Linked DNA regions of Homo sapiens: region 2 is linked to region 1. Evidence: chromatin contacts called from ENCODE Hi-C data. All regions are on one chromosome and are shown on one strand. The core of a region is the stretch at or near the end of the contact, and the rest is flanking DNA. Distances in the headings are between cores, read along the strand shown. Region 1 overlaps FSTL4 (follistatin like 4). Region 2 has its middle 88 kb from the start of WSPAR.

Region 1 (3,058 bases), core at 220-2,719:
GCAAACAAGACTGCAGTAAACATCCTTATACCCACCTCTTTGCACATGTGTGTAAGTTGACGTGTAAGATAAGTTCTCGGAAGTGATGCATTTTCAGTTTTGATGGGTTTTGCCAAATCTCTCTCCAAAATGGCTGCACCAGTCTACGCCCTCTCCAACAATGTGTAAGAGTTTTGAACACAGTGTCAGGAGGAAATTCCTAACTGAAAGTCGTCTTGGTCCCTGAAATGAGCCATAGAAGGAAATTTATTTAAATCCTCTCTGGAGTGTCTCAACGACAGGAATCAGCTGTCATGGCTGTGAGTGTGGTCCAAGTTAGAGTCAGGAGCTGAAACCCTTGGTAAGGCCTTCTCAGCCTGGGGATTCAGGATCCAAGGATCCCCAGGAAGAGGGTTGCAGGTTTCCCAAAGGAAAGCAGCAGGTGTGAGGTGGTCTGGAACTTCAGATGACTGCTACAGTGCAGTCTAGAACCTGAGTCCCTTCCCGCCCCAGCTGGGGATGCCAAGCTAATTAGCCAAGGAGCCAAAGCCCCATTCAAGGGCTCAGGCCTGCACCTCACCAGAGGGCCCCATTAGCTGCCACCCCTACTACATAACACTCTGGAGTCCTGGCATGTCAAGAGGTATTTGCCTGCTGGCCTCTAAGGGTGGACAAGTGGAGGGCTCAGAGCAATGTCTCTGGCATGAGCCTTCTGTTGCAGGTGCCTGGGCCTCTGTGTATACCCAGATAATCAGGTTTGTCCCTATACGCAATTTCAACACGCATACCACTAGGTCAGAACTTCCCTATTTGAGTTTTTGAGCCAACTGAAGTTGGCTCTTCGACAGAAGACACCCTCACTTCTGACATAAACTGGAAGTCAGGTGGTTCCCAAAACCACCCTCAGGTTCAACAATTTGCTGGAAAAACAGAACTCATTGTAAGTGTTATACTCACAGTTAAAGTTTAATACAGCAAAAAGAGTACAGATTAAAGTCAGCCAAGTGATGAAGCCCAAAGGGCAGAGCCCAGGAGGGCTCTAAACGTGGAATCTCTGTTCTCCTCTCCCAGTGGAGTCACAGACATGTCACTGTCACAGTGTCAATTTCCCAGAGAAGCTCACCCAGGCCTCGGTGTCCAAAGCTTTTGCTGGAGCTCATTCAAATACTGCCCACATGGCTGCCCTCTCGTCCCCAGCCCCTCTAGAGACAGAACTGGTACCACCTGGCCCAAAGACCCCAGGCAAATAAAGAGACCCCTATGAGGCATGACATTCCAGAGCCTAGAGATTGCCTCCCTGTAGCCAAAGAGGGCAAGGCCAGACCTCCCTGGGTAATATGAATTCTTAACTATCCTTCCTCTCAGGGCTTCCCAGGAGGTAGCATCCTAGGCTAACACACTCCCTGAAATCAGCAAATATTCATTGAGCTCAGTTATGCACAGGAACCACATGACACGCTGAGAATAATACAGTCATGCACAAAGAGATGAGTCATGCGCGAAGAGATGAGTCATGCGCTAAGAGATAAGGGCCTCCCCTTTGGCATCCACAGTCAGAAGAAGACTGACCGCACACACCAGAGGACACCCAAGTCAGCCAGGGACCACACATGCCCCGAGCCTTGGAAGAACCAGGTGCTCTCCCCACAGTGGCTTCTCTCATGCCTCCAACTCCCTCTTCCAGGCCTGAACCTGGGAACGAGCAGGAGGACAGGCCCACTCCAGGTTGCTCACACTGAATGCAGCTGCCCACAACAGCCCTCTTCCAGGGGGCTCAGACAGCTACTTAGAGATTGCTCCAAGTTGCAGAGACTTCTTTTTCTTGAGAGGACTCTGAGAAAAAGGATGGTTCCTCAGGTCTTTGCAGGATGGCAAGTCCGTCTATTATGTCCGGAATTGGTGGGTTCTTGGTCTCACTGACTTCAAGAATGAAGCCGCGGACCCTCGCAGTGAGTGTCACAGTTCTTAAAGGCAGCGTGTCCAGAGTTTGTTCCTTCTGATGCTCGGATGCGTTTGGAGTTTCTTCCTTCTGGTGGGTTCGTGGTCTCGCTGGCTTCAGAAGTGCAGCTGCAGACCTTCAGGGTGAGTGTTGCAGCTGATAAAGTCAGTGTAAACCTAAAGAGTGAGCAGCAGCATTTATTGCAAAGAGCAAAAGAACAAAGCTTCCACTGCGTGGAAAGGAATCCCAGCGTGTTGCCACTTCTGACTCCGGAGGTCTGCTTTTATTCTCTTATCTGGCCCCACCCACATCCTGCTGATTGGTCCATTTTACAGAGAGCCGATTGGTCTGTTTTACAGAGAGCTGATTGGTCCGTTTTGACAGGGTGCTGATTGGTGCGTTTATAATCCCTGAGCTAGACACAAAAGTTCTCCACGGTCCCCACTAGATTAGCTAGATACAGAGTGTCCACACAAAGTTTCTCCAAGTCCCCACCAGAGTATCTAGATACAGAGTGCCGATTGGTGCATTCACAAACCCTGAGCTAGACACAGGGTGCTGATTGGTGGGTTTACAAACCTTGAGCTAGATACAGAGTGCTGATTGGTGTATTTACAATCCCTTAGCTAGACATAAAGGTTCTCCAAGTCCCCACCAGAATAACTAGATACAGAGTGCCGAATGGTGCATTCACAAACCATGAGCTAGACACAGGGTGCTGATTCGTGTGTTGACAAACCTTGAGCTAGAGACAGAGTGCTGATTGGTGTATTTACAATCCCTTAGCTAGACATAAAGGTTCTCCAAGTCCCCACCAGACTCAGGAGCCCAGCTGGCTTCACCCAGTGGATCCTGCACCAGGTCTGCAGGTGGAGCTGCCTGCCAGTCCCGTGCCGTGCGCCCGCACTCCTCAGCCCTTGGGTGGTTGATGGGACTGGGCGCCCTGGAGCAGGGAGCAGTGCTCTTCTGGGAGGCTCAGGCTGCGCAGGAGCCCACGTTGGCAGGGAGGGGGGTGGGGGTGGGGGAGGCTCAGGCATGGCGGGCTGCAGATCCTGAGCCTTGCCCCGCAGGGAGGCAGCTAAGGCCCGGCAAGAAATCCAGCGCAGCAGCTGCTGGCCCAGGTGCTAAGCCCCTCACTGC
Region 2 (3,058 bases), core at 214-2,713, 590 kb before region 1:
GGATGGAGACCTATTGGTGCTGCTGGGGGCGCTGAGGCAGAAACAAGCAGGCAGGCAGCCAGGTCCCAGAGCCGAGGATGATGCGGTATCATAAGAGGTGACAGAGTGCTGCTTCCCTGGAGTGGGGAAAGCAAATGGCTCCTCTGCAGGCCGTCTTTACGGACCCACAAAGTTCCTGCTCCCATCTGGGCCTGGGGCGGGACTGTCACTGGGCGTGCCATTGGGCCTTCTGTGGTGAGAGGGGAGGAGGGCAAGGCCTGTTCTCAGATCCCTGCCCTGCTGGGCCCTGTTATTGGAATCACACTGGGTGCTGGTGACATCCTAAGAAAAGACAGAATTTTAGTTATTAAGTCAGTGGCAGTGGTGGGATTCAAACCCAGTGCTTCCTGACTCTAAAAGCCAGACTCTTGTTTTATTCCCTTAGGTTGGGGTATAGACTAGGTTGAATAGGTGGTCCCCCAAAAGATGTATCTACGTCCCTGAGCCCAGTGTGTGTGACTTTATTTGGAAAAACAGTTTTGCAGGTGAAATTAAATTAAGGATCTTGAGATGGGGTGATACTCCTGGATTACCTAGGTGGGCCCTGCATCCAAGTGTCCTTGTAGGAGAAAGGCCAACGGGGGATTTGAGACACAGAGAAGACACACGAAGAGGAGGCAGTGTGGCCACAGAGGCAGAGGTTGGAGTGATGCGGCCACAAGTCAAGGAATGCTGATGGCCACCAGAAGCTGAAAGAGGCAAAGGCAGCTTCTCCCTTAGGGTCCCTGGAGGGAGTCTGGTGTGGCAGGATTCTGGGCTTCTGGGCTTCAGAACTGTGGGAGAATCATTTCTGTCGTTATAAGCCACCCAGTTTGTGGTCCTTTGTTATGGCAGCCACAGGAAACTAACATGGGTGGCTCAGCACAAGTCAAAGGCTGGGATTTTCAGTCCCTTTGCAATCACTGTGGCATCTTTTTAGATATCAGAGGCAGTCCTGTCAGGCTGAGCATGGAGCCATGTGGCGCCATCTGAATCCATCTCTCCAGGCCTCTGGTGACATCGCAAGCTGCCCTAGTCTCAGTGTCCCTCTCATGTAGCCTGGAGTCCCCAGCCATGGAGCGCAGTGGAAGCTGACCTGATGCTGCATGTACTTTTGTGAATTGATTTTGCTCAGCTCAGAAGTTGCCTGCTTCTCACCTGGAGGCAGTGGCAGGAAGTTGGTGGTGTTTGGGGCCTTTTGCCCTGAAGTGGCACACCCCTTCTGCAGCCTCACCGGCAGGCGACCTCAAGGAAGGTTATAAATAGCAGCCGGGGATGGGTTCTGAGTGCCTTGAGGTGGAAACACAATACTTGATGACAGCTGAGCACAGGGGGAGACAGCTCGATGCTGGGGGCCATTGCTTCTCCGCAGCTCTGACGGTAATCAGAGCAGGCAGATGTCACCGACAGCTGGAGCTAATGGGCTGTCAGACAGGGCCGGACCAACCTGGGACATCCTCCGTGCTCCCTGGCACAAGTCCAGTCCAGACCGAGGGCACTCAAGCATGGGACGCCAGGGGAACGGCTTTGATGCCTACTGGTGAGGGCCATGCCCCTCCCTGCCTGGTGAAGCCTTGTTAGGAGTTGGTGGCTCTCCTGCACCCACCCCCGCGGATAGTTTTATTTTTCATCAGTGGGAAATGGTCATTTGAATTACTGATGAGAGATTAAAACTAAGCTAATTCAGTTCAATTTCTTCAATAGACAAAACTATTGATAATTAACCTAGAAGCAAAGGTCAATGCAGTGGTAAATGGCTGCAGAGGCAGAGGAATTGCAATGAGGAGCTATTAGTTTGTGCTAAGGTGGAAATTATACAAGAACCATCTTGAGAAACACTTTGAAATGAGTTCAAGATTCCAGACCAAAGTTTGGTGCCCACCTGAAAGACCTGCATCTCAGCCTGGGGACTTTTGAGCATAGGATTGGCAGGGCTTGTTTCTTGACTATGAAGTCCTGAAAAAGGAGTGAGCTGTGGTTTCTGGGGGGTGTGTCCTTCAAGGTGGCGTGGGAGTAGGGAGACCTGAGGCCTGGTTTTAACTGGTTTTGACTCCTGAGTCTCTGTGTGAGTGCAGCGAGGCACTGAGTCCCTGAGTGACCTCAGTGTCTCTGTGAAGTGAGGAGGTGGAGCCAGGCCACTGAGCCTCTTCATCTCTGCCACCACGGACTCTTGCCCTGTGGTTGTAATGAATGATTCCAGGGACACCAGGAAAAGGTGGGCAGGAAGCTGTGGTGCCCTCTCTATTTTTACACACAGCCACCCTCTGAAGGGGATTCACGCTGTGATTTATTAACTTGTCTGTCTGTGGAGTTGGGTGTCTTGGTGGGAGTCCTGGACTCAGGTACCATTTAGCAACCTTGAGAGTTCAAAGGGCTCAGCCATTGGACATGGTATGTGGTGGTTTCCCGGTGCATGCCTGGCTCCACCTCTCCCCTGCTCAAGGATGCCTGCGTGCTTTGGGCAGGAAAAGCCAAACTTGGTTGCTTTGGCAACAGGGGTCTTGGTGAGAAGCTGGTACACAAGCAGGTGCTTCCAGTGTGCCAGAGAAAGGCACAGGGCCTTCTTCGCCCCGAGTCTTCTTACTTCTCTGATGGAGCTGAGTCATGCATCACCTCTTGTTTAATGGTGGTGAAATATACTCAGGTACTCTGATACTGTGAAATATACATTTGGTCTTCATCTCCCTTTCCTGGCAAGAGATCCTGAAGCCCTGGAATCTCTAGAGGGATATGAGTGTCTTTTGTCTGCTTCTGAGATGGCTGGTGGCCCCTAAATAGCCTCAGGATGGGGGCACATGCCTTGTTCTGTGGATCTCTTTCACCTGGATTAAACTGGTAAATGTAAGTAAAGCGTTTCCCTGAGTTCTGTGAGCTGCTATAGCAGATTAATCGAACCCAAGGAGGGGGCTGTGGGAACCCTCATTTATAGTGGGTCCATCAGAAGCATAGGTGGCAACCCACTATTTATGATTGGCATCTGGAGTGGGAGCAGTCCTGTGGGATCTGATGCTCTCTCCAGGTAGACAGTGTCAGAACTGAA

The links. Hi-C counts contacts between places; a loop is a spot of excess contacts on that map. Pooled maps may share reads with other maps.
Region 2: a loop to region 1 is called in a pooled map, with 4 times the contacts of the local background. The contact joins two enhancer-like sites. A Hi-C loop is called at or near these places in 3 of 37 single-sample maps with no recorded cell type and 2 of 50 pooled maps.

Annotation. Positions count from the first base shown.
Region 1 is chr5:133,239,107-133,242,164 of GRCh38, reverse strand. The region is part of intron 7 of FSTL4 (follistatin like 4); the gene reads left to right. Among named protein-coding and RNA genes, the nearest start is that of FSTL4-AS1, 16 kb to the left of the region's middle. RefSeq lists enhancers at 1,080-1,580, 1,371-1,650, 1,581-2,081. Within about 2 kb of position 1,469, at least 4 of the 41 ENCODE cell types and tissues checked have a DNase peak (open chromatin) inside an H3K27ac peak, as active enhancers do.
Region 2 is chr5:133,824,161-133,827,218 of GRCh38, reverse strand. It overlaps a transcript of FSTL4 not described here. Among named protein-coding and RNA genes, the nearest start is that of WSPAR, 88 kb to the left of the region's middle. RefSeq lists an enhancer at 2,350-2,399. Within about 2 kb of position 1,463, at least 6 of the 41 ENCODE cell types and tissues checked have a DNase peak (open chromatin) inside an H3K27ac peak, as active enhancers do.